Linked DNA regions of Homo sapiens: all the other regions are linked to region 3. A link is a contact called in ENCODE Hi-C or POLR2A ChIA-PET data. All regions are on one chromosome and are shown on one strand. Each heading gives the region's core, a stretch centred on a gene start or an enhancer-like site at or near the end of the contact. The rest is flanking DNA. Distances are from core to core; before and after follow the strand shown. Region 1 holds the start of STARD7-AS1 (STARD7 antisense RNA 1). Region 2 overlaps FAM178B (family with sequence similarity 178 member B). Region 3 holds the start of KANSL3 (KAT8 regulatory NSL complex subunit 3). Region 4 overlaps STARD7-AS1 (STARD7 antisense RNA 1). Region 5 holds the start of SNRNP200 (small nuclear ribonucleoprotein U5 subunit 200). Region 6 holds the start of ANKRD36 (ankyrin repeat domain 36). Region 7 overlaps NCAPH (non-SMC condensin I complex subunit H).

Evidence for each region. Hi-C counts contacts between places; a loop is a spot of excess contacts on that map. ChIA-PET counts read pairs that join two places held with the same protein, here RNA polymerase II (POLR2A). Pooled maps may share reads with other maps.
Region 1: a map of CD8-positive, alpha-beta T cell shows a loop between it and region 3 (23-fold over the local background). The contact joins the promoter of STARD7-AS1 here to the promoter of KANSL3 in region 3. A Hi-C loop is called at or near these places in 2 of 168 maps with a recorded cell type or tissue (CD8-positive, alpha-beta T cell and naive thymus-derived CD4-positive, alpha-beta T cell), 4 of 37 single-sample maps with no recorded cell type and 19 of 50 pooled maps. POLR2A ChIA-PET finds 5 or more read pairs at or near these places in 2 of 52 experiments (CD4-positive, alpha-beta T cell and activated B cell).
Region 2: a loop to region 3 is called in a map of prostate gland, with 5 times the contacts of the local background. The contact joins the enhancer-like site here to the promoter of KANSL3 in region 3. A Hi-C loop is called at or near these places in 15 of 168 maps with a recorded cell type or tissue (CD4-positive, alpha-beta T cell, CD8-positive, alpha-beta T cell, dorsolateral prefrontal cortex and 9 more), 12 of 37 single-sample maps with no recorded cell type and 29 of 50 pooled maps. POLR2A ChIA-PET finds 5 or more read pairs at or near these places in 4 of 52 experiments (CD4-positive, alpha-beta T cell, CD4-positive, alpha-beta memory T cell, activated CD4-positive, alpha-beta memory T cell and 1 more).
Region 4: a pooled map shows a loop between it and region 3 (3-fold over the local background). The contact joins the enhancer-like site here to the promoter of KANSL3 in region 3. A Hi-C loop is called at or near these places in 1 of 168 maps with a recorded cell type or tissue (gastrocnemius medialis) and 1 of 50 pooled maps. POLR2A ChIA-PET finds 5 or more read pairs at or near these places in 1 of 52 experiments (OCI-LY7).
Region 5: a loop to region 3 is called in a map of CD8-positive, alpha-beta T cell, with 4 times the contacts of the local background. The contact joins the promoter of SNRNP200 here to the promoter of KANSL3 in region 3. A Hi-C loop is called at or near these places in 2 of 168 maps with a recorded cell type or tissue (CD8-positive, alpha-beta T cell and naive thymus-derived CD4-positive, alpha-beta T cell) and 8 of 50 pooled maps.
Region 6: a map of dorsolateral prefrontal cortex shows a loop between it and region 3 (10-fold over the local background). The contact joins the promoter of ANKRD36 here to the promoter of KANSL3 in region 3. A Hi-C loop is called at or near these places in 4 of 168 maps with a recorded cell type or tissue (CD4-positive, alpha-beta memory T cell, CD8-positive, alpha-beta T cell, dorsolateral prefrontal cortex and 1 more), 5 of 37 single-sample maps with no recorded cell type and 15 of 50 pooled maps.
Region 7: a pooled map shows a loop between it and region 3 (3-fold over the local background). The contact joins the enhancer-like site here to the promoter of KANSL3 in region 3. A Hi-C loop is called at or near these places in 1 of 168 maps with a recorded cell type or tissue (CD4-positive, alpha-beta T cell), 2 of 37 single-sample maps with no recorded cell type and 9 of 50 pooled maps. POLR2A ChIA-PET finds 5 or more read pairs at or near these places in 5 of 52 experiments (GM10248, GM12878, OCI-LY7 and 2 more).

The regions. Positions count from the first base shown.
Region 1 is chr2:96,207,059-96,210,962 of GRCh38, forward strand. STARD7-AS1 (STARD7 antisense RNA 1) reads left to right here and starts at 1,358. Exons shown (of 4, transcript NR_046322.1): 1 at 1,358-1,921. STARD7 (StAR related lipid transfer domain containing 7) reads right to left here and starts at 1,769. Exons shown (of 8, transcript NM_020151.4): 1 at 1,087-1,769. The coding sequence starts at 1,376. RefSeq lists silencers at 1,186-1,445, 1,796-2,015 and an enhancer at 1,463-2,053.
Region 2 is chr2:96,950,859-96,954,537 of GRCh38, forward strand. FAM178B (family with sequence similarity 178 member B) reads right to left here. Exons shown (of 17, transcript NM_001122646.3): 7 at 521-626. Among named protein-coding and RNA genes, the nearest start is that of FAM178B, 34 kb to the right of the region's middle. RefSeq lists an enhancer at 1-445. Within about 2 kb of position 2,318, at least 12 of the 41 ENCODE cell types and tissues checked have a DNase peak (open chromatin) inside an H3K27ac peak, as active enhancers do; they include dorsolateral prefrontal cortex, heart right ventricle, prostate gland and 1 more, where a contact is called at or near this core.
Region 3 is chr2:96,635,717-96,639,682 of GRCh38, forward strand. It overlaps KANSL3 (KAT8 regulatory NSL complex subunit 3), which reads right to left and starts at 2,596. Exons shown (of 21, transcript NM_001115016.3): 1 at 2,567-2,596; 2 at 1,205-1,469. The coding sequence starts at 1,419. RefSeq lists an enhancer at 256-365 and a silencer at 2,316-2,525.
Region 4 is chr2:96,239,997-96,243,952 of GRCh38, forward strand. STARD7-AS1 (STARD7 antisense RNA 1) reads left to right here. Exons shown (of 4, transcript NR_046322.1): 3 at 1-692; 4 at 1,881-2,627. Among named protein-coding and RNA genes, the nearest start is that of TMEM127, 24 kb to the right of the region's middle. RefSeq lists enhancers at 1,838-2,097, 2,118-2,167. Within about 2 kb of position 2,040, at least 19 of the 41 ENCODE cell types and tissues checked have a DNase peak (open chromatin) inside an H3K27ac peak, as active enhancers do; they include OCI-LY7 and gastrocnemius medialis, where a contact is called at or near this core.
Region 5 is chr2:96,303,528-96,307,627 of GRCh38, forward strand. It overlaps SNRNP200 (small nuclear ribonucleoprotein U5 subunit 200), which reads right to left and starts at 2,019. Exons shown (of 45, transcript NM_014014.5): 1 at 1,866-2,019; 2 at 1,178-1,341. The coding sequence starts at 1,910. RefSeq lists enhancers at 1,884-2,178, 2,428-2,507, 3,100-3,728.
Region 6 is chr2:97,110,762-97,114,714 of GRCh38, forward strand. ANKRD36 (ankyrin repeat domain 36) reads left to right here and starts at 2,392. Exons shown (of 76, transcript NM_001354587.1): 1 at 2,392-3,175. The coding sequence starts at 2,979. RefSeq lists enhancers at 1,842-1,941, 2,902-3,131 and silencers at 2,192-2,571, 2,652-2,781.
Region 7 is chr2:96,342,683-96,346,344 of GRCh38, forward strand. NCAPH (non-SMC condensin I complex subunit H) reads left to right here. Exons shown (of 18, transcript NM_015341.5): 4 at 74-166; 5 at 484-622; 6 at 1,423-1,547. Among named protein-coding and RNA genes, the nearest start is that of NCAPH, 8.7 kb to the left of the region's middle. Within about 2 kb of position 1,554, at least 4 of the 41 ENCODE cell types and tissues checked have a DNase peak (open chromatin) inside an H3K27ac peak, as active enhancers do; they include CD4-positive, alpha-beta T cell, where a contact is called at or near this core.

The DNA.
Region 1 (3,904 bases), core at 108-2,607, 430 kb before region 3:
TATAAAAGTTATCTTTCCTGCTAGGAAAAGTATTCCCAGTTCTTAAGATAGACTTGCATTTACCCACAATTCATAGTGTGGCACAAATAGCTGCCTGGCATCTGGGTGTTACACCTCCCACACAGGCCATGGTATAAACTTTATTGGGGTATTTCCATTTTTAACCTAACAAAAAATGTGGAATAACAGGTTGTTTCCCTGTGGAGGAAATATCAAGAATAAACAGGCGAGTGTGGAATCTGCGGAGGGAGGGGATTGTCTCTGGTTCCCGAAATCACGGCAAAGTACTTTCTGTGCAGGGAGGGCACAGTTTAAGAATATCTGTTGCAAAGAAAATACAGACACAAGGTAAACCAAAAACCAAAGCAAAGTTTCCCCATGACATTACCTGGAAACTACAGTCTCAGAACTACAGATTAACAAACGTAATCAATGGTACTGGGCTTTTCACAGTTTTGATGACGACAGCATGACTTCAGAGTCTAATGGGACACTATTCCCAAAGTTCTAGTTAACGTCGCAAAAATCTGACCTAATTCTTACAGGTTCAAATGTCTGGGCTGCTGGTTTGTGTAACCTGGACAAAATCGCTTCCAGGCTCTCAATTTTGCCACGAGTCACGATGACAGAGGGCTCTCCTGGCTTTTCTCACAGGCCTGAGTCCCATCTGGATTGAAGTCATTTTGCAAATAGCAGCCCACCACCCTTAGGCCAAATTTAAAATTTGTTTTGAATTTGCACCTTTCTGGTTGTGTTAAAGATTACAGATTACATGAACAAGGGCCTCCATGCCTTCGCTATCTAATTGATTTCTACAGTGTTGTTTCTTTACTGTCTTGCTCGCCCCACTCAAAGTCTCCCTCCTACACACCAGCCTACACACTTTCAGTTCTATTTTATAACCCGACAAATGCAAATTGACACACAGAGACAAATAACAACGCGGTTTGCTGAAGCAGGTTCAATCGACTGTATTGCCAATTAAAAGACCACCGGGTAAACAAGGGCCAACGACCACAGGGCAGGCCCCAGGGTTCACAAGCCCCCCCACCCCACGGCCCAGAAAGAGCTCGCCGCAGCGCCCACCTCTGCAACTCCTCCTCCTGGATCCTCTCCTCGTCCCAAACGAAGACGCCGGCTAACGCCGCCATCAAGGCAGAGGCATGGCCAGGACGGCCGTGCAGCCGGCGCCAGAGGCGGCCGAGGAGAACGCGGCGTGAGCTCTCGGAGTAGAGGCGGCCGTAGAGCTGCGCGATCTGCTGCGCGCGCCGCACGCGCAGGCCCGTGACGAAGCGGCACTGATTGGCCAGAAGCGCCAGCAGGCCCCCGCCCCGCGTCCCCGCCAGCCAGGCGGCCAGCAGCCTCCGCGGGAGCATGCCGCCTCCCGCAGGGCCCGCCGCGAGCTTCCGGGGCCCAAGGAACCAGTCCGGAGGGGCGCAGGCGGTGGTCGCAGCGTCCCCCTAAATGGCCGGCCACGAACCCGTCTCACGGTCCCGCGGCCAGGAGCCGCCGCTCATCTGTCTCTGCAGCCACCGCTGAGGAAGAGTCTCCTCTGAGGGGAGAGTCGGTCATGGCAGCAGACGCCGGGATGGCTCCGCGACTGCTACACCAGGCACTCCTGGGCCCGGGCAGCAGACCAGTCAGCCCTGTGGCTCCTCGGCGACCTCCAGCGGGCGCCCGGGGCCGGGATGCAGGGCGCGCGGACAGAAACGAGACAGACAGCTCAGGCCCAGCAGCACGCAAGCTCCCGCGCCTTCCGCGACTGCCACACGCGCGGCGCGCGCGCACCCTACTTTTTCTCCGCCACCTGGGCCGTGATTGGGCGCGACCTGGGCTCCTGGGTGCTCATTGGCGCCGTGAAGTGCTCGTCACCGCCCCCTCCTGCCCCTTCATGCATGCGCGGAGGCCGCCTGCTAGCAAGGTAGGTGGCTCGGCGGCGAGAGCCGTCAAGGGCGCATTGGAGAGTGACCCTCGGACCCGGCTGCCGCCGTCGCCGCCATCTTCCGGCCGTCCCAGCCCCGCCCCGCGGAGAAACCTGGCCAGGTTCCTGTTAGAATCCTGCCAGGTGTTAACTTGTTTTAAGAGGCCGGCACGCTGGCCCCCTTCTTTATTAGAGTGCAGGGTGGGGGCGGGGCTCCGCATGTCTCTGCGGGGGCTGGGGGCTCCCAGTGATAACCGCCATTGCAGAATTAAAACTGAGACAGTGAAAGAGATCTGACCTAACCAATTCCATCTTGCTTCTGTCCTTGTTCATTCCTGAGCTTAGGTGAACTAATTTTGGGAGGAACTTAGTTTATAGTTTAAAATAAAGAGGATAACAGCCCTTTCCCAAAACAAATCTTCTTATCTGGGAACTAGACTGCCTTTGTAGGACTAATAAGTTAGCCATAAGATTGGAAATTATGGTTTAGGAGTCATGCAGCTGGAGGCTACGATATTGTGATCCCCCTAAACTGCTCTTAAGATCAGTGCTTGAGATATTTTGCTGACCCCGCACTGGTTGGATCCTGGCACCACCCAGATGGATAAACTGGCTCATCTGACCTTGTGGCCCCCACCCAGGAACCAACTCAGTGCAAGAGGACAGCTTCAATTCCCTATTATTTCATCTCGACCCAACCAGTCAACACTCTGGACTCACTGGCCTTCCCCCACCCACCAAATTATCCTTAAACACTCTGATCCCGGAATGCTAAGGGAGACTGATTGAGTAATGTTGAAACAAACTCCAGTCTCATAGTGGGCTCTGCGTGAATTACTCTTTATTGCAGTTCCCCTGTCTTGATAAATCGGCTCTGTCTAGGCAGTGGGCAAGGTGAACCCATTGTACGGTTACAAATTTGGGGGTTCGTCTGGGATACCCCTTGTGGCTACCTGTCCATGGTTCGGTAGCCCCACCTCTGGTGACAGATCCAGAGGCCAGCCTAAGCGGCCACATAGTTCTCTTGGACTAGGGGCTAACTCTGGCACCGTCTCTGCCAGTGGGGCACTGCTAGCCCAATATGCATGGACTTAATCGCAATGGAGAAATAGTCCTGGGGAGACATCCCATAACTGTAGCCCTGTCACAGGGTATCTGTAGCTCCATAGCGGGGCGCTGTAGCCAGGTCATGGAGTGTCTGTAGCTATAGCCCCATCATGGGGTGGCAGGTTGCTGAGTATCCTAGGTGCTGCCAGTGCCTCCTTCCTTCTCCGGACTGATTCTGTAGCCACATGGTGGGTGTCTGTAGCTCCACCATGGGGTGTCTGTCTCAGTTTGGCTCCTGGGGCATCCCAGTTGGCTGTCCCTAACTAGGAAGAGTCTTGGTTCGGGAGACTTCTCAATCAGGAATATTTCAGGGAGATTTGTCAGATGGAGAATAGGAGGATAGTTTGGAAGGGGTACTCTTGGAGTTCTTGGTTAGGGACCTTAATTTGGAAGGCCTTCTGTCTGTCTTGTCTTCGTGTGTGTGTTTGTATATATGGAGGGGATCTCTGAAGGAATTGCTGATGAAAATCCAGCAGGCCTAACTTGGAGAACACTCCTTATTTATCTAGTCACATTCAGTGAGCCCTGAAAGAAGTTTAACAGGCCTGATTCAGGGTGACTGCTCAGAGACCACCCATTGAATTCACGATTCAATGACCCACCGTGCCTGGCCTTAAAAGGATTTTTTCTTAGAAAAAAGAGCTCTAGGCCGGGCATGGTGGCTCACACTTTTAATCCCAGCACTTTGGGAGGCCAAGGCGGGCGGATCACGAGGTCAGAAGATCCAGACCATCCTGGCTAACACGGTGAAACCTCGTCTCTACTAAAAATACAAAAAATTAGCCGGGCGTGGTAGTGGGCACCTGTAATCCTAGCTACTCGGGAGGCTGAGGCAGGAGAATGGCGTGAACCCGGGAGGTGGAGCTTGCAGCAGTG
Region 2 (3,679 bases), core at 1,068-3,567, 310 kb after region 3:
CCAAGCACCCTCGGCTCCAAATTCACGAGGGATCCAAACCAGGCACTGCAGGATTGCCGTGGGCCCTGAACGGCCCTCCCGCTGCGTATGGGATGAGGGACCTGTGATCGCTGGTGAAGAAATTAGCTTTGTTGCATAGGAAGCACTTGTTGAGGGGCTTGGACCGATTCACTGAGAGGTTAGACCGTAAGTCCACTGGGTACACCAGGTCCCTCAGGAAAGCCACGTGAGGGCACAGGCAGCACCCAGAGACACACACCTTCGGGGGAAGCAGAGGCTCCCAGCGCTCGCCGCTCTGGGAGACCACAGGCGAACCCCCTGCACCTCCCTGGCCTTGGCATTCTTAGCACCATTGTGGGGATCGATGCCCAATCAGCTCTCCTCCCTCCTCCCAGCCTGAGCCCAGCCAAGCAGCACCTAAGGCAAGAAGAGGTGAAGTGCCCACCCCTCAGCCTGTGGGCCTGCCGGGCCACCAGACTGCAGCGCTCCCGCCACCTAGTGGCAGGCCTGCGGTCCTCACCTGGAACAGCCACTGGAGCAGGGATACCGGGCAGTCAGGCATGTGCAGGTAGAGGATGTTCAGGAGGCCACTGCGCAGGAAGGAGAGCTGTTGGGCTGGCGGGGAGCTGGGAGGCAGAGGGCTGAGGTTAGGGGAGGCCTCTGTGCCAGCACACTTGTCTCGGTGACACCGCGGGAGGCTGTCACTACCCAGCTTCACTGGCTGTTGGGAAGCATATCTGTAACGCTAGAGACAAATGTGCTTTTCAAGCCCTCAGTGCATGATCTGTCAGAAGGAAAAGAACCCAGGCTAGCATCAGAATCACCTGCTCTTCTTGAATGTTGCGTGAACACACCTCATGGTGTTTAAAACACATGGCGGGTGGCTGGAGGCAGTGGCTCACGCCTGTAATCCCAGCACTTTGGGAGGCAAAGGCGGGTAGATCACGAGGTCAGGAGTTCAAGACCAGCCTGGCCAACATGGTGAAACGCTGTCTCTACTAAAAATACAAAAATTAGCCAGGCATGGTGGCATGTACCTGTAATCCCAGCTACTCGGGAAGCTGAGGCAGGAGAATTGCTTGAACCCGGGAGGTGGAAGTTGCAGTGAGCCAAGATCATGCCACTGCACTCCAGCCTGGGCAACAGGGCAACACTCCGTCTCAAACAAACAAAAAAACATGGTGGGGCAGTGCAGTCTGCCCTTTCCATTTGACCACAGGGGAAAGTGGAATATTTGCCAAGGGTGTGGAAAGGTGAGGAGTGAGGCCAGGAGTGGGTGTCTTAGCCTCGGGTTCCTCCAGCTGCAAGGGGCGGGCACGATTACCCCCACGAGGCCAGCGTCTCGCGATCTGGTTACACAGGGCGTTTCTGCTCTGCCTTATGTTTTTCAGATACAAAGGGGACACCTGAGAAGACCGGAAAATAACAGAAAGGGGCCCGGGATGAAGACATTCTGGGAAGGAAATACCAAACAAGAGTTCCATAGAGGATTCTTCAGAAACCATGTGAGCTGCAAGTGTCCCAGATTCCAGGGATGGGGGCGTGCTCAGACCAGCCACGCGGCTGTGGCTGTGACCGTGTGCCCATTCACACCACCCCCTCGGGCCTCTTCCTCCTAACAGGAGCTCTCAAAATCGGCGCTGGTGTGGAGATGAGCCCTGCCTTGGGGACCACTGACCCGGTAGATCACCTTGACCTACAAGATTCCAGATCTTTGCAAAATGAGTTGTTGAAATGTTTCATATGGTTGTAGGGCCTCTGGTAGAAGGTGCTTCAGAAGTCATTTTATAGGGGGTTGGCTGGACTTTGTCACCGTTCCTGAGCTCCTGGTCATCCCCAGAGAGCCTGGGTTTGGGGTAGGATTCTCCTACGTCCTGCGCATTTTGTGACCACCATCTTTGCTTGCTCTCTCTAGACCACGTCCCAAAGATCATTAACATGGATTCCAGGAAATGAAAACGTAAGTCACATTTGTTCTTCTTTTTAATGGCCCAAATGCATGCAAAGAACATTTCAGAAAGTACTTAACGTTGCCACCCTAGATAAAAAGTTTTTCAGTCAGCCCAACCTCCTCCTTCTGCTTCTCCTCCTTCTCCTTTAAAAAGGACATCATTTTTTAATCTGCCAGGAACAGAATGCTACAAAACAAAGATTATCCTCTGAGCCAAGCTGCTGTCTCTCTGAGAATGTCCAGGCAGTTTACAAATTGCATGTTTTTTCTCTAAGTCATTTAAGTTCAGAGGAGAAAGCAGCTTTGTTCCTGTGGTTGTGAAGTTTACCACCCTGAAATAGACCTTCGTTTGTACATACAAATACACGTGCACCCCAGGACTGCTGGCATGCTCCATTCTATCCACGTGCCCGGTCACATGGAGACTTTCAGGGACTGACCCCAGCAAGACGCATGGTTCAAGAACATGCACAGCAGCCCGAACGCAGACAATACCCATGTAAACAATGTCTGGAGGACCTTGCAAGTTGGCAGAACCCCGACAAGGGCCATGTGGTGAGGAGGCTGGCGCTTCAGGGACTCTGAGGAGACGCTGGCTCTGGCATTCTGCTGGAGGGGGCACCCCGCCAGTTTCTTAGTGGGAGAATTGATTGTACAAGGCCCTGTTGGCTCAGATCAACACATTTCTAACTGCTGCTCCAAGGGAGAGACCCCACAGTTGCAACATCTCCCTTCTGCTATGTGGGCTTTGCAGTTTCTGCCAGAGAAATGATTGATTGGCCTCTGAGTTCATTGCTGCTGAGAAAATTTTGTCTATGGGACCAGGAGCAACAGAAAGCCAGAAAGGACATAGTCCTGCTCTGCCCTGAGGTGACTGGCTTTCAAGGAATTCTGTGTTTAGGGTTAGAGGCAAGGACTCCCCTCTGCAGGCCGAGTGCATGCTCGGTGGGACGGGAGTGCTGCTTCTCCTTGGCTCAGCCACAAGCCCTTCCACGCCCTTCAGGTTATCACAGGGTGACCTCAAGCTTGGCTGCTGGGCAGGGAATGGGCCTTGTGCACAGACAATGCCTTAACTCTGGGGAAAGGAGGAGGATCCCAACAGCAGCACCTGGGCTGGGAAGCCTGGAGGAAAAGGGAAAAAGGAAAGGGGGTGGGAGGTGTGTGCAGTGAAAGCTCAAACGCCTTGGGTGACAGAATTGGCTGTTGTCAGAGTCACGTCCCCACATCAAGAACACGGATGCTGGGTCCAAGGGGGTGCCTCTGTCCACGGCCAAGCCAATGCTGAGGTCCGAAGTTATCCTGAGAATGTTGGAGGGCCCTGGAGGGAGAGACAGAGGGACAGAGCCTCCATCGGCAGCAGATACCATGCAGGCCTGGCTGAGTGGGAAGCCCCCAGCTGTCAGACCTGAGGATCCCATGAAGGGAGGTTCCCATCGGAGTCCTCAGCTGTGACTAGAGATGAGGAGGGAGCTGCTAATCCCCAGCCATGACAGCAATGACAGTGGGCAGGTGTCTGCCTCCACCCTCGCCGCCCACTGGAGCAGAAGGAAGCGAGGGAAGGACATCAGCTACAACGGGGAAACCCGCAAAACCAGTGACAGGAAATGGGGGCAGCTGGGCTCAGCACACGGGCCTTCCTAAGCAGAGCTCTGACCAGCTTCATCTTGGAATTTCTGTTCCTTATCACACCCAAGGGAAGATTCTTCCCGCCTCAACCTCCTCATTTAT
Region 3 (3,966 bases), core at 1,346-3,845:
GGTGGCTCATGCCTGTAATCCCAGCATTTTGGGAGGCCGAGGCGGGTGGATTGCCTGAGGTCAGGAGTTCGAGACCAGCCTGGCTAACATGGTGGGTGGAAACCCTGTCTCTACTAAAAATACAAAAATTAGCCAGGCACAGTGGCACACGCCGGTAGTCCCAGCTACTCAGGAGGCTGAGGCAGGAGAATCGCTCAAACCCAGGAGGTGGAGGTTGCAGTGAGCCAAGATCACACCACTGCACTCCAGCCTGGGCGACAGAGCAAGACTCCATCTCAAAAAAAAAAAAAACCACACACACACATTGTGGTATCTCTAACTCATTAGGTCATTAAGTCTCAATTCCAGGAGGGGTGACTCTAAAGAAGCCTCTACAAGGGCTCTAACCCCCAACAAAATTAAAACCAGTGCTTAAGGAAAGATTAAACATTAGGTCAGATTAAAAACAAACAGACAAAACTCTTCTCCAAAAGTTTACAAAATTATTAAGGACATGATTTGATCACCATAACGGAATATATCAACACATCATGAAACATAATTAGAATGCCTTAAAGTGCAAAAGAACTGGCAAACAGGTTTATTTAGACCAAATGTAACTGTATCACTCATCAGGTAGTCAATTTATGAAACTTCCTTACCCTATAACATAGGCTGGGTGAAAATATCATTAGACATAAGAAGGGTTTAGATTAACCTATGGATAGCAGCTCTGTAACAAGGGAAGAGAAAAAGCAACGTCTTGGGAATTGGCTCCTAACCTTCGTGTGTGAAACCAAGAAAAGCAAAATGCATTACTATAAAAAGGCTATTGTTGCCACTGTCAAGCAACCCAGAGCACTGGACTAATGTGATAAAAGAGTCGTATCCTGTGGGTAATCTTTTAAAATCAACTTTTCAGTCTTTTTCTTCACCAGTTAAATAACCCTCTACGATTTTCCCCTTTCCACACGTCCTACTATCTAAGTGGAATAGGTTGTCTGCTTTTCATTTGCACGTCTTGCTTTCCTAACTCTTGTTAGCTGTCTCACAGAGATAGCCACATTCAAGCCTGCTATCCTTATGCTGCTTAAGAGATGCCTGAATTTAACATCCAAATGCCTCATACAATCTCCCCCAGTCAATCCTGAGAAAATCCTCTCTAAATTCCCATCTGATCACTGCCCAGTGAGGTTACCAGCAGCCCTTAGAAGCCCCAACTCACATGGTACTTTCGTGCTGCCGCCGGGGAGTGACAAAGAGCATGCGGGTGGGGCGGGCACTACTGGCATCTGGGTGGGCACTCCAAGGCTTGGCATAGCTATGATCCAGAAAAACCAGGTCCAGCTCCCGTTCATGCACTGAAAGCTGGAAGAGCAGCGAGGTGCCCATGCGTCGAGCTGAAGTCTGGAAGTCCCTCTCCCCACCCCGGTGGGCCATGTCAGTGGAGGGGCAGAAAGTCAGAGCATGGGTATCTGCATGCTAGTCACCTGCAGTGAAAAGTTTCAGTTTAGGTCAATTCCAATATCCTAAATTTCTCCCAATCTACACCATCTAACATGCTTACTTTTGTAACCTACTATCATTCCTATTGAGTATCCATTTCACGGCAGACCTCTGGTGGGGACGGTTCGTGGAATCCCACACCAACACCAAAAAAAAAGAAAAAAAAAACTATGGTGCCACGAGTTGTCCCATACTCAACCTCTAGCGAACTGAAATTACCTAACGGGAGAGCTCACCGACCCCAAGGTTCAGAAAGACCTCGCGTGGACAGACAGTAAACTTGCTTGGCCAGCACCACTTCCTAGGTGGGCAGGAAGGGTTTTGACAAACAGGAAATCACAAATATGAATTCGTTGAAAGCTAAGGATCTCTGTTGCTTCACACCATCCTCTAACGACAATGCGAAGGGAGCCGGGGCCGCAGCTAGAGCGTGGGCACCCCTAAAGGGCAGGGCAACGCCGGCCTCAAAAAAGCGAATCCCAGCTAGGGCTCCACTTCTTCAAGCCTCTCGTATTGTGCGAAACAAAAGTTCTGTTAAGTACTTCGTAATATTCCAGAGTTGTTTACATAAAAATGAAAACTGCCCCCCCAACAAAGCCTGTGACAAAATGATCCCCGTGGAAGCCCTTTCACCCTCACCCCCAGTGAGGCGTCCCTAGCAAACCGCCCAGGACCCCGGCTGCCCCGCAGGCGTTCCCGCCACTGAGCCTCCACACGGCCCATCTAGGAGACAGGGCTATGACTCGCATTTTACAGACGAAGTCGCCAGCTCGGGGAACTGAAGCGATTTGGCCAAGGTCATCCAGAGTTCGCGACGAGGAGGAGCCGCCTGGCCCCCGCCTCCCGCCTCCCGCTCCCTGGGGCAGGGCTCGGCGTCCGCGTCACGGAGGCCCAGACGCGGCCCCTGCCAGCCCGCCCCCGGCCCGACCCGCCCCGCCCGACCAGCACCGGCAGCCGGCCCTAGCCCGGGCCCCCGCATGCCCCGGGAGCCCTGAAGCCCTCGCCGAGACCCCCGGCCGTCCCAACCACGGCCGCGATCCCCACGGCCCGCCACTCCCCTCGAAGCCAACGCTGCTCTCACCCGCGGTCTTACGGCCGCGCGCTCGGCCACGGCCGGATCCCTAAGCGCGTGCGCGTTAACGCCTCCACGCCCCGGCGCTGCGGGCACCGAGTAAAACGCGGAAGCGGGTTACGGCCTGGGAAGGGAGAGGCGGTGAGCGGCAAAGCCCGGAACGGATGAAGCTCCGGCGCCTCTGTCCGGAAGAGGAGAGCCAAGAACACGCGAGCATGTCCGAAGCAGAAAGTCAACAACTAGGCTGGAGTTTCCCCCTCGCGCATATTCAGTAGGGAAAGCGAGGGCGGAGGACTAGGCTGGCTTCTACGGCCCCAGTTCTCGCCACCCCCACCGTGTTGGTCCTTTGTGCCCTCTGGGCGGTCGAGCACCCAACGGTCCACCTCCACCAGGGCAGCCACCTGAATTTACTCATTAAGAATTTACCTAATGTGGCTCACGCCTGTAATCCCAGCGCTTTGGGAGGCCTAGGCGGGAGGACCTCTTGAGCTCAGGAGTTTGAGATGAGCCTGGCCAATATGATGAGACCCCCGTATCTACAAAAAATTTTAGAAATTAGGTGTGTGTGATAGTGGTGTATGCCTGTAGTCCCAGCTACCCGGGAGGCTGAGGTGGGAGGATCACTTGAGTCTGGGAGGTCCAGGCTGCAATGAGCCATGGTTGCACCACTGCACTCCAGCCTGGACGACGGAGTGAGACTACGTCTCAAAAAAAAAAAAAAAGAATTTTGTTACTGACCCTAGATTGTTTTGTGTGGTTAACTTTCCTATGTGTTTTGTGTAGAGAGAGTAGATCCTCAAAATCAGGGACATTAACCTTTGTATCCTCCAGAGAACATACACCCAGAACATAGGTAATTGTTCAAATGTTGACTGATCAATAATTGGTTATTTGGTTGACTGACTGACAACATGACATCAAGAGACATGAGACAAGACAGCAAGAGACATGGTTCAAGATGATAAATCTCACCCGGGATCTGTGGCTCATGCCTATAATCCCAGTACTTTGGGAGGCCAAGGTGGGAAGATTGCTTGAGCCCAAGAGTTCAAGACTAGCCTGCACAAAACAGTGAGACTTCGTTTCTATTTAAAAAAAGAAATGGCCGGGTGCGGTGGCTCACGCCTGTAATCCCAGCACTTTGGGAGGCTGAGGAGGGTGGATCACGAGTTCAGGAGTACAAAACCAGCCTGGCCAACATAGCGAAATCCTGTCTCTACTAAAAATACAAAAATTAGCCAGGTGTGGTGGCGCATGCCTGTAATCCCGGCTACTCGGGAGGCTGAGGTGGGAGAATCTCTCAAACTCAGGAGGCAGAGGTTGCGGTGAGCCAAAATCGCGCCATTGCACTCCAGCCTGGGCGACACAGCAAGACTCTGTCTCAAAAAAAAAAAAAAGATAGGTACAGA
Region 4 (3,956 bases), core at 790-3,289, 400 kb before region 3:
TACAGATCATGTCTTCTAGTCTGGGCTCTGGCAGAGAGTTCGGAAGCACTCTTATTATCTTAGCAGCAGCATGTGTGGAAATCATTTCTCATTACAGCGGAGGGCAGGCATTGTGCAGAGGGTTAAGTGGGCCTGCTTGAAGTTGGTTGTTGTTAGCTCTCATGTCTATGCCTTGGTCCCTTTCCCCTCAGGACTTGGAGAGCAAGCTGTTTGAGTCTGATGCAACCCCTGGGCTTTGACTATCATGCCAAAAGGCAGCAAATAAGTGCCTTTTCTTCCCTTCAGAATACATGGACAATCCAAAGCTCTATTAGTCTATTATTCAGAATGAAAAGTGTTTACAATATTCGTCCTCTTACTCCTCAGTATGTGAGACTGTTCCTCGTAGCAGGTAATTTCTTCCGAATTCAAAAACTCCTCATGGAAGCATCTGTTTTTGTCATCAAGGAGGGGGCTGTATGTGGAATTGCAAGGCCAAAGACATCTCGGGTCAACTCTTCTCAGGACCAGATCCAAGTCGCCAGTGAGAACACACATTCAGGCAGCCTCCACCAGCGCCCTGCCTCAGGAGCGAGGCTCCCTGCTTCATGTGGGCAAGAGCTGCCCTTGTTTTCCCAGCGGGCAGTTGGGGGTCTGGAGCCTAGGAAGCAAAGTGAAGCACACACTCCTGCTTCCTTCCTTCCCTGCAGTTGGTGAGTATCTGGCTCAGTTTAGGTTAATATCATCTCTTCAGCCTGGCCCAGTTTACCACTATGGGAAGGAGCCCAGCAGCAGGGGCTGCCAGACCTGGAAATAGATCTGCTCATTGCAGTGTGGCAGGTGCAGAGAAACAGAGCCAGCTATAGCTGGAAGAGAATCTTAGGGCACAGAGATGCACCAACATGTATGAACAAGTCGAGACCCAAGTACCAAGCTGTAGAGTTACTGCACCATAGCAACCCAGGCCAGCAGGCAAGGCAAGAGGGCAGTTATTACAGAGAGCCATGGGGCAAGAGTGGAGCCACCTTGACAGTGGGGGTGACCAGAAGCCACATCTAGGAGTGTTGGCCCAGAGTCTCTGCATTTCCTCCTGCTCAGGACCTTAAGAGAGGCCCATCTTAAATGCCACTGTCTCCATGAGCTTTTGGAAACCTTACCAGTTTCCTCCCCTGTTCAGGGAGTTCCACTAGGGTAACATTCCTGCCTTCTCTCCACCCCTCTATTACTTTGCCCCAGGGAAAATAAAAGATGACTGCTTGGATAGGTAGGTGGGGAGGGGAAACTGGTCCTGTGTAGGCCAGTGGGCCCCTCCATCACCTTGGGGGTGAGCTGCATGCAGGGTATAAAATCCCACTGCTCTCGCTGAGGGGGCTGCACTCCTGCAGGACTAAAGGAGGCTTTCTCTGGTTGAGGGCTACCATGGCTGGGCGGGTGAGCCTGCCTCCTAGTGGGATTTGCATTAGCAGCTCACTTAGTTCACAGGTCTAAAGCTGTGTCCTCCAGCCCAGCCCTCTAGCAGTAATTAAGAGGATATTTTGGTTCCTGTTGCCACTCCTTTGTTTTATTTCTCAGGGCCCTCAAAGACACCCCAGAATAGATTTCCTGTCCCCTTTAATCTTGCCCTTCTTTGAGTCCCCATTGCATTTTATGGTATATTTCTAGCATGACCTTTCATTCTTTCAGTAATTACCTCCTTATTTCCTTCACCCCTGCATTTAAAAAAAAATTTTATAGATGAGGTCTCACTCTGTCACCCAGGCTGGAGTGCAGTGGTGCAATCATAGCTCGCTGCAGCCTTAAACTCCTGGGCTCAAGCAGTCTTCCTGCCTCTGCCTCCCAAGTAGCTGGGACCACAGGTGCACATGACCATGCCCAGCTAACTTTTTTTTTCTTTTTTGTAGAGACGGGAGTCTTACTTTGTTGCCCAGGCTGGTCTCAAACTCCTGGCTTCAAGCAATCCTTCCACTTTGGCCTTCCAAAGTGCTGGGATTACAGGCATGAGCCACCATGCCCAGCCTCCTTCTCTTACTAGCTGAGAACTAAGAGAAGACACTCTGGAGACAGAGGAGGAAACAGTGACGATGCCACATGATGAATACATAATGGAGGGTGAAGACAAGGCTCCGTCAGGGGCACCAAGGAGGGAAACCCAGTTCTGTGGGGAAGGTATGGGGCAGCTTCACAAGCCCAGTGTCTGCTCCCTTTGTGGGAGACGTGTTGTTTCAGCATCCATTCCCCCTTCTTTTAGGAAAAGTGCTTGAATTTCCTTTTCATGGAACCACCCACCTCCCTCTCATCCATGCATTCTATTCCCAGTATCAGGGGTAGACAAGTGACTTCAGGCTTGGCCAATTAGGGTTCTGACTCTTGGTCAAATCAGAGTGAATCCTGAGTCATTTGTAAACTCCAAGGAAAGGGCTTGCTTTGTTTTCTGTTGAATGCAGTGCTCTGAGATAGCCGGAAATGAAACTGCTCTCTTGCCACACTGAAGGCTAGAGAAGGGCCTGGCCAGGAAATGATGCCAGTGATCAGGGGTGGAGCTGGAAGAGGGGGAGTGAGGAGGCCCAGACATCTTGGGAGCCCCAAATTCACCTCAGGATTTAACTTCTCCGCTGCTCAGCCAATAAATTCCTTTCTTCCATGACTAATTTGAGTTGAGTTTTTAGTTTTTGCAACTAAAACAGCACTGACTAATACACCCTTAGGTAAGATTAGAGCAAGAATTTCCAATATCTGTGTTCTTCATCCTGAAATTTGGTGAGGATATCTAAGGTTCTTTTGTCTTTTAAAAGAATTCTGTTGCAATGGAAAGTATCAATCCATATTTTTCCATTTCTCCAAAATGTTTTAGTGTATATCTATGGGGCACAAACTTAATCTCTGTAGGCCCTCTGCCATAGTTGCTCTGTGCCACTTGATAAGGGGCTGGTATCTAGAATATATAAAAACTCTTAAAACTCAGCCGGGCATGGTGGCTCATGCCTATAATCCCAGCTCTTTGGGAGGCCGAGGCAGGCGGATCACCTGAGGTCAGGAGTTTGAGACCAGCCTGGCCAACACGGTGAAACTCTATCTCTCTAAAAATACAAAAATTAGGCGGGCGTAGTGGCTCACTCAAGACTGAGGCAGAAGAACCACTTGAACCCAGGAGTTGGAGGTTTCAGTGAGCCCAGATGGCTCCACGGCACTCCATCCTGTGCAACAGAGTGGCACAGGATGGCAAAAACAAACAAAAGCTCTTAAAACTCAACAATAAAAGACAACCCACTTTAGAAATGAGAAAAGGGCCAAGTGTGGTGGTAATCCCAGCACTTTGGGAAGTTGAGGTGTGTAGATTGCTTGAGCCCAGGAGTTTGAGAGCAGCCTGGGCAACATGGCAAAACCACATCTCTACAAAATACAGAAAAGAAAAAAAAAAAATCAGTCAGGTGTGGTGTTGCACACCTGTAGTCCCAGCAACCTGGAGGCTGAAGTGTGAGGATTGCTTAAACCTAAGGAGATAGAGGCTGCAATGAGCTGCGATTGTGCCACTGCACTCTACCTTGGGCAACAGATGAAGACGCTGTCTCAAAAAATAAGAATAAAGAAAGAAAGATGGGAAAAGAATTTATTTCTTTCCTTTTTTTTTTTTTTAGACAAGGTCTGGCTGGTCCCCCAGGCTGGAGTGCAGTGGTGCAATCTTGGCTCACTGCAACCTCTGCCTCCCAGGTTCAAGTGATTCTCCTGCCTCAACTTCCCGAGTAGCTGGTACTACAGGAGCAAGCCACCACACCCAGCTAATTTTTGTATTTTTAGTAGAGCCGGAGTTTCACCATGTCGGCTAGGCTGGTCTCGAACTCCTGACCTCAAGTGATCTGCCCACCTCGGCCTCCGAAAGTGCTGGGATTACAGGTGTGAGCCACTGAACCTGGCCTTTTTTTGCTGCTGTTGTTGTTCGTTTTGTTTTGTTTTTGTTTTTGTTTTGAGATGGAGTCTCG
Region 5 (4,100 bases), core at 769-3,268, 330 kb before region 3:
GAAAAATTCCCTATCATCTTCTCACTAGATGCACTAAACATTACAATGAGATGTTTCTCATTTAAAAAATACAACCCTTTGGCCAGGTGCAGTGGTTCACGCCTGTAATCCCAACATTTTGGGAGGCCAAGGCAGGCGGATCACCTGAGGTCAGGAGTTCAAGACCAACCTGGCCAACATGGAGAAACCCTGTATCTACTAAATATACAAAAATTAGCCGGGCACAGTGGCGAGCGCCTGTAATCCCAGCTACTCAGGAGGCTGAGGCAGGAGAATCGCTTGAACCCGGGAGGTGGAGGTTGCCGTGAGAGAGATCACGCCACTGCACTCCAGCCTGGGTGACAGAGTGAGATTCCGTCTCAAAAAAAAAAAAAAAAAAAGTACAACCCTTCATACATTGTATGAGACTATTATATAATAGGATTTTGACTAGTTTTTCACCTCTCCAATGCATTTTCCCTTTCTAGCTAGAGAACCAAGCTCTAACAGAATCTACTGCCGTTGACTATCAACAAAGTATAACAAAACTGGAAAAGAAGATATAGCACAAAGTGGAGATAATGTATTAACTCATTTCAAACATAACTACTTTAATCAAACTAAGCCTAGGAATTTTGGAAACTTCATCATAGGAAAGGGAGCAAGACACCAAGATATTCAGGATCAAAAGATAATGATGAGGTAAAGGTAAGTTTTTGAAACATATCCCCAAGAAATCTTAAAAAAAAAAAATAAAGGAAAAAAATGCAAACTAAGAAAGAAACCTGTCTTTCATACTATGGATGCTTAAATTAGTTTGTTACAACAAAATAGGTAGAACGTGGACAAGAGTAAATGGAAAAAGTAGGGGTAGGAAGTTAGTAATGGGAAAAAAGGAAAACGAATTACTGGGACATAGGAATAGCAAGGGTCTTGAAAATACCCTGAAGAAAATTAAGATCTGTCTATGGACCAGAAACACACATGTAAGAAAAAGGTACCAACAAGTTATTTTCCACTTGAGATGCACTTGTTAAGGCCAAAAAATCTTTAAACTCTCCTGGTCTGTTTTTACCTTCACTGAATTGTTTTAATGCCACTGATCTTACACCAAGCATTCCAGCAAAAATGCTGCTCGAATGTTAAAGGGAAGAGACTTTGGATCTGAAGGAAAAAATAGTATCCCCTTGGCACTCACTTGGCTCTTCTTTCCTCCTGCATCTGCGGTTTGGTCCGTTGAGCCTTGTCTCCCATACGGGTGCCCTCCAGCTTCCCAACAAGGGACAGCACCTCTCCTGTGGGTTCATCCCGGCGGGTCCGGTCAATGAGAGAACGGTCAGCTTGGAGCACAAGATTCGAGTTCTGAAAAGATCAAAACATTATTGAAGCTTTGACATGAGCAGGGCCAATTCCTACTATCATAGTTACCCCAGCTGATGGAAAAAATCGTAGTAACTAGTTGCTTATCATCACTAATCGTAATAAAAATATATTTTCCTTAAGAATTGCATAGTATAACGCTGTGCAGAAGCGTACAGCTGAATAAGTCTTATGCGCTGTCGAATCAGCTAAACAATTCTTGTTCCTAACAGCGCCCATCATAACCCACACCTGTGAAAAGTAGTGAGTGGGTTGGGAGTGACGTGTGGAAGGGGGAGGGCTTAGCGTTGAAGGTACTCGAGAAACTCCTCCTAGAGAGATCTTAGCGCTCCCCAGACCCCAGTAGGTTATTCACGTCATCGTATAACCCCCACCTTCACCCCGATTCCATTTCCCCTTCGTTTTCGTGGCTCTCCTGTAGGCCTTCAGACTGAAACTCCCTTTTTCAGCCTCCCCCTCCCCATTGGACTCCTGAGCCTGGAATCCTTCCCCAAGACCAAACGCACCGCCTTGTACTCGTATTGCAGACTACGGGCGGTTACATCCGCCATGGCCGCGGCTGCTCGGAGGCTTCAGACCACCACGCCTCCCTACCGCAAGCTGCAAACGGCCGCAGATCTCTGCTCCCGCCGCGCCGGAACGACGCAGGAAAGACGCACTGGGGAAGGAAAAGAAACGGGTTCCCTTCCGCTTCCGGGTCGCGCCCCAGAAGTGCGGGGCGGGGCGTGTCTGGGGCGTGTCCCTGCCGTGTGCGCGCGGCTTTCCGCACCCTTCTGAGCGGGATATGTGGGCCTGGTGCGTCTGGGTCCCCGAATCCCTAGACCCCCGCACTCTGGTTCTGGCCGCCCGCTGGCACTAAGGACCCAGGGCCCGTGCTCTCCCCGACCTCAGTCTCCAGCCCCCGGCACCCCTCACATCATAACGAATGCACGGCTGCTTAGCCCCTGTCCTGTCCCAAGACCTTTCCTTCCGGTTCCTTCCTCTTTGGCAACAGTCCCATGAGGTAGGCAGGAAAAGAGGGGCCGAAAACCCCATTTCCGTTTGAGGTAACTAAAGTACCCAGCGAGCAAGGTGACTTGCGCGTGTGTCTGTGTTTGTGTGTTTTAATGATTGGCGCCTTGCTTTGGGTTTCTCTTCTGTGTTCAACAATTGAAAAAGAAAGCTACTATCCCCCACCAATCCCACCTAAACCTGTGCCCCCAAGACCCTCGTTTTCACCCAGCTGAACGAACAGGGCCGGGGCCCCCATTTGCTCCCACTTGTCGGTAACATTCTATGGTAGGGCCCTCCCTGCCGCCCAGGGAAACCGGTGAAGGCAGGGCCAAATCCTTGGTGACTATGACTTAATTTCTTCCCCAGCTACAAAGTCTTCTCTGTCCCACATTCCCCACCACTTCTCGCCAGTAGAATGGCGCCTTATGGCTGAAGGTGACCTCCCTCCTCACTTAGAGCATGTTTGCTTTTGAGAAGATGAATGAACAGGAGGATGGGTGTTAAGCCAAAGGAATTCATCCTCAATAGCAGTCCCCTAGACCAGATTTGTTCTGTAGTGGTATCGTGTTTGGCTCACTGTTGGCTCCTTCTTTAAAAATTGGGATAATTTCATGCAAACTCTGGCTCTCCCCCATCAGTTGAGATACTAGAAAATCAGCCACATGACACCCACACTGCTGCATGGCATGACCTGCTGCTGGTCAGCAGCTGCCAAGGTCAGAGAATAGGCAAGTCCTTCCCACTGCTCCTGTTTTCTCATGCCTGCCCATCTCCTTATTTTTACTTGCCCAGCCCCTGTAGGCATGGAGTTTGCTGCTTTGGTGGGTGTTTGTTTTTTTTTTAATAACTCGTCTTCCCAAGGGACAGTCGAGTCCTCATGGCTCTGCTCCTCAGTGGCTGTGTGACTTTGAAGTAGCTAGCTACCTGGCCTCTCGGTGAGCACCATTTTCCTCATCCTTAAAATTGAGGCAATTGGCTGGACACGCTGGCTCACGCCTGTAATCCCAGCACTCTGGGAGGCCAAGGCAGGCGGATCACTTGAGGTCAGGAGTTTGAGACCAGCCTGGCCCACATGGTGAAACCCTGTCACTACTAAAAATACAAAAATTAGCCAGGCGTGGTAGTGGGTGCCTGTAATCCCAGCTACTCAGGAGGCTGAGGCAGGAGAATCACTTGAACCTGGGAGGTGGAGGTTGCAGTGAGCCGAGATCAAACTCTGCACTCCAGCCTGGATGACAGAGTGAGACTCTTTGTCTTAAAAAAAAAAAAATTGAGGCAATAAAACCTTCCTCCCATTGTGATTAAATGGGATAGTGTGTTTAAAAGCACCTAGCAAAGTGCCTGACTCAAGGTGGGGTTCACTGAAAGTTATTGAAATCTGAATCCTTAAGGCTGACTTTTATTCCATGATCAGGCTGTGGCCCACCCACCTGACACGAAAGGGTCTCAAAGGTATTTCGGAGATTCCACTCTGTTTCTGTAGAAGTAGCATTCATGTTCACAGATGCAGCTGGGCTGTGGGCAAACCTGTGAAGCAAGAAAAAAAGGAAACTTTCCCCATCTTTTCTTTTCCTCTCTAATCAGGCTCTACCAAATGTAAATCCTGCATTTAGTCATTCAGATGGACTTATAAGTTTCCATAGTATGTTAGACCTGGTAGGAGCCTTAGAGATGGAGTAGTCTGGTTCCCTTATTTTCCACAAGAGGAGACTGCAGCCCTGGAACAATCGTCACACTAAAATGTAAAT
Region 6 (3,953 bases), core at 1,142-3,641, 470 kb after region 3:
AGTGGGGATGGGAAGGGCATTCTCTCCACACGCATCCCTGTCCCACCTCGGAGATTTCCTCCTCAGAACGCTACCTCTTACTGCTTTCCTGTCTCACTCTTTCCAGCTCTCAGTTTAGAAGGTGTTTCCTCAGAGCACCCTTGCTGACCTCTCAAGTCTGGTGAATGGCCCTTCTCACTGGTGCCTGGATGCCCTGTGTGCTCCTGTCATGCACACAACACAGCATAGTAAAATGCCTGGTGTATGTGTTTGTCTTTTCAATACTCTGAGCTCTGCTCATTGGCAAATCTCAGGACATAGCACAAGATGTGGCCCCTAAACGTTAACTGAATGAACGAATGGAATCACTGGTATCTCTTTAGCTTGAAGAATAGAAAGCCCTTGTAGGACAAAGACGATTGGGAGAAATGTGAAGTCTGGCGTGGACTCTGTCAGAAGACAGAACTGAACCAATGGATGGACTTAGAAGAGAGAGACTTCGGTTTCACATCAGGAATGATATCATAGTCAGAACTCACCACACACATAATAGGTTAGATGAGGGAGGAGGGAGTCCTTCATTGCAGGAGTTTTAAAGGTAAATACAAGAAATGGGAGGCACTTGGCCTGGCGCGGTGGCTCAGGTCTGTTAATCCCAGCACTTTGGGAGGCCGAGGCCAGTGGATCACAAGGTCAGGAGTCGAGACCAGCCTGGTCAAGATGGTGAAACCCTGTTTCTACTAAAATAGAAAAATTAGCCGGGTGCGGTGGTGGGCACCTGTCATCCCAGCTAATTGGGAGGCTGAGGCAGAAGAATCACTTGAACCTGGGAGGCAGAGGTTGCAGCGAGCCAAGTTTGAGCCACTGAACTCTAGCCTGGGCGACAGAGCAAGACTCCGTCTAAAAAAAAAAAAAAAAAGAAAGAAATGGGAGGCACTGAGTTTCTGGCTCAGTTTGCTGATGCCAGAAATACAGAGATGACTGATCAGTAAAATCCACTAAAAAGTGTGTGACAGGTTTCTTTTTCCTTATATTTTTCTTTTTTAAATACAAAAGTAATACCAGCCCACTGAAAATTTGAAAAGTATATGGCATTAAAAAGAGAAAAATAACATCTGATAATCCAACAAGATAAACCCTCTAAAATTTTTCTCTTTTTAAATGAATATAGTTAAGCTTGAAATAGAATTTTAAATTTATCTTGATGTTTTACTCAACAACGTAGAAGCATCTTTTATGTCATTATTTTAAGTCACAAGCACTTTTAGTGATGATGATTAAAAGAACCATTTGTTTTTTCCTTACTGTTCCCTGTTTTTAGATTTTTGGCTAGTGTCTAATTTTTCCCTGTTATAAATAATGCTGAGATGAACAGAATATGTAGATTTCTAATAATTTGCAAATGAACAGCATATGAAAAACATGAGCAAAAATTTTGCAGTTATAATTACTCAACACGTTTTAAATAAATTACTTTTATTTTGAGCGTTCATTCTTAAATATGTTATAGGAAGTAAGTAAGAAGCATTCCTTACTCCTTAGAATTTTGTTTATAAATTAGTGATGAATTGGAAAGGGTAGCTTGCCCCTGGAATTCTCTGATAAGCACAGGTGATGAGGAAAATGGAAAAATCCAAGAATTCCTTTGTCTTTCCTTAATAGTCAGCTTTAAGTGCAGTGCAGGCGTGCCCTCTAGCGGCCAAATAAAAAATAAAGAAATACGGGAAACCTTCAGCATTGTAACAATCGCACGTCCCCATCTAGTGGCTAACGTGTGTAAATGCAGCTTTTCTAATCACAATAGCGAATGTTACTTGATTTATATTTGTCTCATGAGGTGAAGAACTGGGAGGAATCTTAGAGATCACGTATTTCAACTTCCTCACGGAGTGGCATGCAGGCAGCAGCCTTGGGAACCCCGATTGCCCCTCCTCACACCTGCCCATCACAGGACTCGGGCGACAGGGTGGTGAAGTCAGGCTGTGGCCCCAGCGGCGCCACGAGGCCGAAAACAGGCGCTCAGCCTCATCCCCGTGGCTGCAGAGTGCCAAGCGTCAGGTCCTGCGCTCTGGGCGCGGGTCAGGAGCAGCTGGCAAGGGCAGCGCAGCCTGTGGGGCCCTTGGGCGCGGCCGGCCGCAGCTCCGGGAAGCCACGTCAGCCCACGGGCGCTGCAGCTGCAGCCGCCACCAGCACATGGAGCAGGGGTCCCCGAGGATTGGGAATCCCCGACCAGGCCTGCGCCTCCAGCCGCGCGGACCCCGGGGCCAGCCTGGCCGCGGCAAGTCAGGCAGTCTGCGGCAGGAGCGCCGGGCATGGGCTTCCGCCGGGGGTGCAGGAGGCGCGCACCCTCCGGCCGGATGGGGGCGCACTCAGGGCCCAGGAGGCCATCCCACGGGAGCCCCGCCAGCCCCCGCCGGAGCCCGAGCTGCAGTGCCGCCTACAAGTGGTGCGCTGGCTGCAGCTGTGGCAACCCCGGATCCCGTCCTCCCGCCTCGCACCCATCAGCGCGGACCCCGGGGGCGACGCAGTGGCGAAGTGGGGCTGTGGGCCCAGCGGTGGCACCAGGCGGAGAAGCACCACTCAACCCCATCCCTGGGCTGCAGAGGGCCCAGCGCGGGGGACTCCGAGCGTCGGGAGCCTGTGGAAGAGAAGAGCGCGCGGGCGACAGTTAAACAGGCCCTGGGGCAGGGCGCGCCTCGCGCTCCAGGGAGCCCCGCCCTCCCGCGGCACCTCCGCAGCAACCGCCGCCTGCACTGGGCGCGCGAGAGCTGCTAGGGCGGTTTCTCTGCCTCGGGCCTGTTGGGCAGGGCCGGCTAAGGTGCGCGTGCTCGCTGGTTCTAACCCTTCTGTTGGGCGTTTCTGCTGAGAGGCGGGAGGCGCTGAGAGTCTGTGCGGAGGTCCGTGGACAGACTGCTTTGCTCGTTGTTGCTCTTCGGAGGCGGCGATCCCCGAAGGCGAGCTGAAATACGGCTGCAGGCTACAATTTGCAGCCGACGATTATGGAAGACGGCAAGCGGGAGAGGTGGCCCACCCTCATGGAGCGCTTGTGCTCGGATGGCTTCGCATTTCCCCAATACCCCATTAAACCGTATCATCTGAAGAGGATCCACAGAGCTGTCTTACATGGTAATCTAGAGAAACTGAAGTACCTTCTGCTCACGTATTATGACGCCAATAAGAGAGACAGGAAGGAAAGGTAATGGGGGCCGGGAGCCGGGGCTGCGGGAGGAGGCCTGTGGATGTGGAGAAGTACCCCTTTCCAGGCTGAGGGCTGCGGGGCGGATGGTCCGGGGCTCGGGGTTTGGACGGGGGCTAGGGGGTGCCCGGCTGGGGTGGGAGTGAGTGGAGCGGGGCCTGGGGAGTGGCGGTATATGGGGTGGCGGGGTGTGGAGTGAGTTGGGGGATGGGAGTGGGGAGTAGGGGGTGCATGGGGTGGGGGCGTGAATGGGCTGAGGTGGACGGAATGAAGGCTTGGGGGGTAGGGGCGTGGACGGTGTGGGGTGGGGAGATGGGGTGAGGGTTCAATGGGATAGAGGACTGGAGGTGGGGGTGAGGGGTGGGGGTGAATGGGGTGGGGGAAAGGGGTGCAGAGGTGAGGGGGGCGAGTCCTGTCACCAAAGGGGCTGGACTTTCTTTCCTGGCAGGCTCAGCCGCACCTGGGATGTGGAAACCTTGGCGGGGGCGAGCACCCAGGTCATTTTCACAAGCAGCAAAACAAAAACAAAACTTCAGCTGGTTTCCAATCACTCACCATGCTGCTTCTTTATAAATCATTTTAAAGTGATTTCACTAATAAAATTCAGCATGTACAGCGTTTTATTTTTAACGTGCACATTTTAAAGCATAATGTTACATACATTATGGAAAGGTGCATAATGAGAGAAATCATTTCCATAATATATCAACTTCCTGGCTAAAAATTCTTTGGATAAAAATCCAATATTTATTTGATATCAATGGACACCTATGTCAAT
Region 7 (3,662 bases), core at 304-2,803, 290 kb before region 3:
CTGTTAAAAGCAGCATTATTTACATGAGCCTAGGCTATAAATAACAATCCTTTCTGCAATTTTCTGTTTTCAGAAAATCACTACCAAGAATGCTTTTGGTTTGCACTTGATTGATTTTATGTCAGAGATTCTTAAACAGAAAGACACCGAACCAACCAACTTTAAAGTAAGAAGGATGTCCACTTTCTCTTGCATCTGAATTAAATGATGATGATTTCTACTACTTGGCATAACACAGTTGAATGCTGCAAATACATGAGAGACTTCTCATTTAGATGTTATGTTAGTTAATTTACTTTCTTTTCCTAAACTGATGAAATACAGAGAGAATATATATTCTGTTTATTCCCTATCAGTCATAGAGGGATCTTTGTCATTGCTTCCTTGGGGCAAGTAAATATTTTGTGAAGCTTGCTGTGTTTTACCTGTTCAGAAGTTGTTTTTTGTGTATCTTTGTGAGTGCAGCTCTGATTGTTTGACTAGGTGGCTGCGGGTACTCTGGATGCCAGCACCAAGATCTATGCTGTGCGCGTGGATGCCGTCCATGCCGATGTATACAGAGTCCTTGGGGGGCTGGGCAAAGATGCACCGTCTTTGGAAGAAGTAGAAGGCCATGTTGCTGGTAGGTGGGTAGGGATCTGGATTTAAGTGGCTCTTTTTAGGGCATACCAGGTAGTTACTTGAGTAATATACTAGAAGAAGGTCACAAGAAATAAGTGATCTCATTTTATTGAAGACAGGGCATTTTTAGAACCATATATGGTCTTACGTGAGAAGATACTCAAACACTAAAATTATATTTCCTTGAAAAAGAGAAGGGCCTTATAAAAGCGTTTATATTTTATTTAGGCCAGGTTGTGTAAACATCACCAACTAAGGAACTTCTGATCTGGGAGTCTTTGGAAATGGACTTGCGTGAGAAGCCAAATCTAATAGTTTGGTTTCTCCATAAGTTGCAGATTAAATATGCCTGATGTTTTGAGAGAACTGCGTGTTTTTTGTTTGGTTGGGGTTGGAGTTTTGTTTTTTTTTTTTTTGAAACGAGGCTCACTTTGTCACCCAGGCTGGTATGCAGTGGTGTGATCTGGGCTCACGGCAGCCTCTGGCTCCCAAGTTCAAGTGATCCTCCTGCCTCACCACCCCAAGTAGCTGGGACTACAGGTGTGCATCTCCATGTCTGGCTAATTTTTGTACTGTTTTGTAGAGACGGGGTTTTGTCATGTTGGCCAGGCTGGTCTTGAACTCCTGAGCTCAAGTGATCCGTCTGCCTCAGCCTCCCAAAGCGCTAGGATTACAGGCATGAGCCACCACACCTGGCCTCACATGTTTAAATTACGACAGGTTTTGAAGAACTTGAGTTAGTAAGTTCATCACATGCTTCAAAGCAGCCCTTGCAGTACGCAATTGTATTTCTCCTTTTAGATGGAAGTGCTACTGAAATGGGAACAACCAAAAAGGCTGTAAAGCCAAAGAAGAAGCACTTACACAGAACTATTGAGCAGAACATAAACAACCTCAATGTCTCCGAAGCAGATCGGAAGTGTGAGGTGAGGAACTGTATGCGCAGTGTGGTTTCTGACTAATTCAGAACCTTAGGGGCTGAGACTTGGCAGGGCTAAGGCTGCCTTGCTGGTATGTGCCTGTTTAAGCCTCAAGGGAGTAAAATATTCAACTGATATCTCTGCATTATCATCTTTTAGCTTGACAGTAAAGACTAAAAGTAAGTCCCTCAGTGTTTCAGAATGATTCAAAAGGAAGAGACTGCAAATTGCTGAGAAATCTAATTGATAAAAAATTAATTTTATTTCCTAGTAAATGTAGCAGTGGTTATGTTAGCTAACATTTAATGTACACATAGTGAGCACCATGTGCTTCCTTAAGCCTGTAACCTGTATTAACTCATTTAATCCTCACAACATTCTTGTATCATTTTAGGAAGAGGTAACTGAGGCACAATGACTTGCCTGAAACGACACATCTAGTAAGTGAGCTAGAAGTTGAAGCTAAGTGGTCTAACTCCAGAATCCTAGCTTTAAATCATCTATCTAGCAAATCCTAAGGAATCGGCTTAAACAAATGGTACTGGAGGCCTCATCTATAATTAGCACAGTTAATTTAAAGCAAACAGGTGTTACTACAATTTTATTTTTTAATTCTGCCATTAAAAACATTGTTTCAGTGAACATTCTAATACATATTATCTTTGCACTCGTATGGGAGAATATCTGTAAGAAAATTCTGAGACATGGATTTTAAGTTGCCCTCAAAAAAAGGTACTAATTTACTCTCCCACTAGCAGTAGACTAGATTACTTTTCTCTCTTACCTCCACAACATTCATAAATGGTAATTAAGGTCACAAAACTAGAATTGGTCACCAAGGAAATGAATGTATATGGGAAAAAGACTGGGAGTTCCTTTTCCCCAATCTTAGGAGTTCAGAGAGCTGAAAAAACATCCAGTAGGTAGGAGGAAAACCAGAAGAGCGTGGTATCCAAATGAGAAAATATTTCAGGGAGTGGGGAATGATCAACCATGCCAAATGTGGCAACCTGAGGCCACTAATGAGCTTGGAGTGGGGGCCCCTCTGAAACTCAAGCTCAGACCTCCAGGGAAGGGCTTGGCTGGTGCTAGTGTCCCTGAGTTTGAGGGAGGGGATTGTGTGCCCAGGACCCAGACCCTGGAACGGGGGCATGCTGGCTGGTGCTGGTGTCTCAATAAGGCTGGTTCTGTGAGTGTGAAAATCTGCCAGTGGGGTTCAGCTGCTGCTACAGGTGGGCTCTGCTGCAGCCGGGGTGGAACACTGCTGGGTGACGCTCTCCTAACATGCAACCTGCAGAAAGGAGCAGTGCCTTCTCTCCCTTGGAGCCTGTAGTCTCCCTCTAGTGCCCCTACTTGGTAAACCCTAACAGGGAGCTGCCGGCAAAGCTGAATGTCCCAGACCCTGCATCACAGCCAAGGAGAGAGGGTAGGCTTAGAGCTGAGAGGCAGTAGCTTAGTAACTGGGACATGGTGAAGTGTCATGAGGATTACTGACAAAAGACTCTGGGGTGGGGAGAGAGATATATATAGAGAGAGTAAATGAAAACAAATATGCAAAATGCTACCCATTGGGTAATCTGAGTAGAAGCTTTACAGAGATTCGTATTACTGTTTCAACATTCTTGTGGATCTGAAATTTTTTTTATGATAAATGGGAGGAAAGGACTGAAAACACTTGAATATAGGTAGTTGTTTTGAAGAGTTTTGCTATAATTTGGAGCAGAGTACTGGGATAGCAAATGGAGGGAAAAGTAAGGCCAAGAGTTTTGATTTTGTTTTTGAATGGGAGAAATGACAGCATATTTTGTTGATGACAGCAGTCTAGTTTGGAGAAGGGATTATTGATGATGCAGCAGAAAGGAGAATTGCCAGGCTGATGTCCTTGCGCAGGTGAGAGGTAGGGAATGGACAGCACAGGTTGGGCTCGGCTGACGGGTGTTGTTTGGGTGCACTCATGGGGGAGCCTTCTGGATACTGTCTTAAAACAGGAAGCCAGGTCATCAGCTTACAGTGAGGATAGGGAAGGAAGGCACTGGGGGCGTGAGGAGGGGAAAGGGTAGGAAAGAGTCCTCTAGGAGGTGGGCGAGTACATGAACTAGGGAGATATGGTGTGACTGTTAG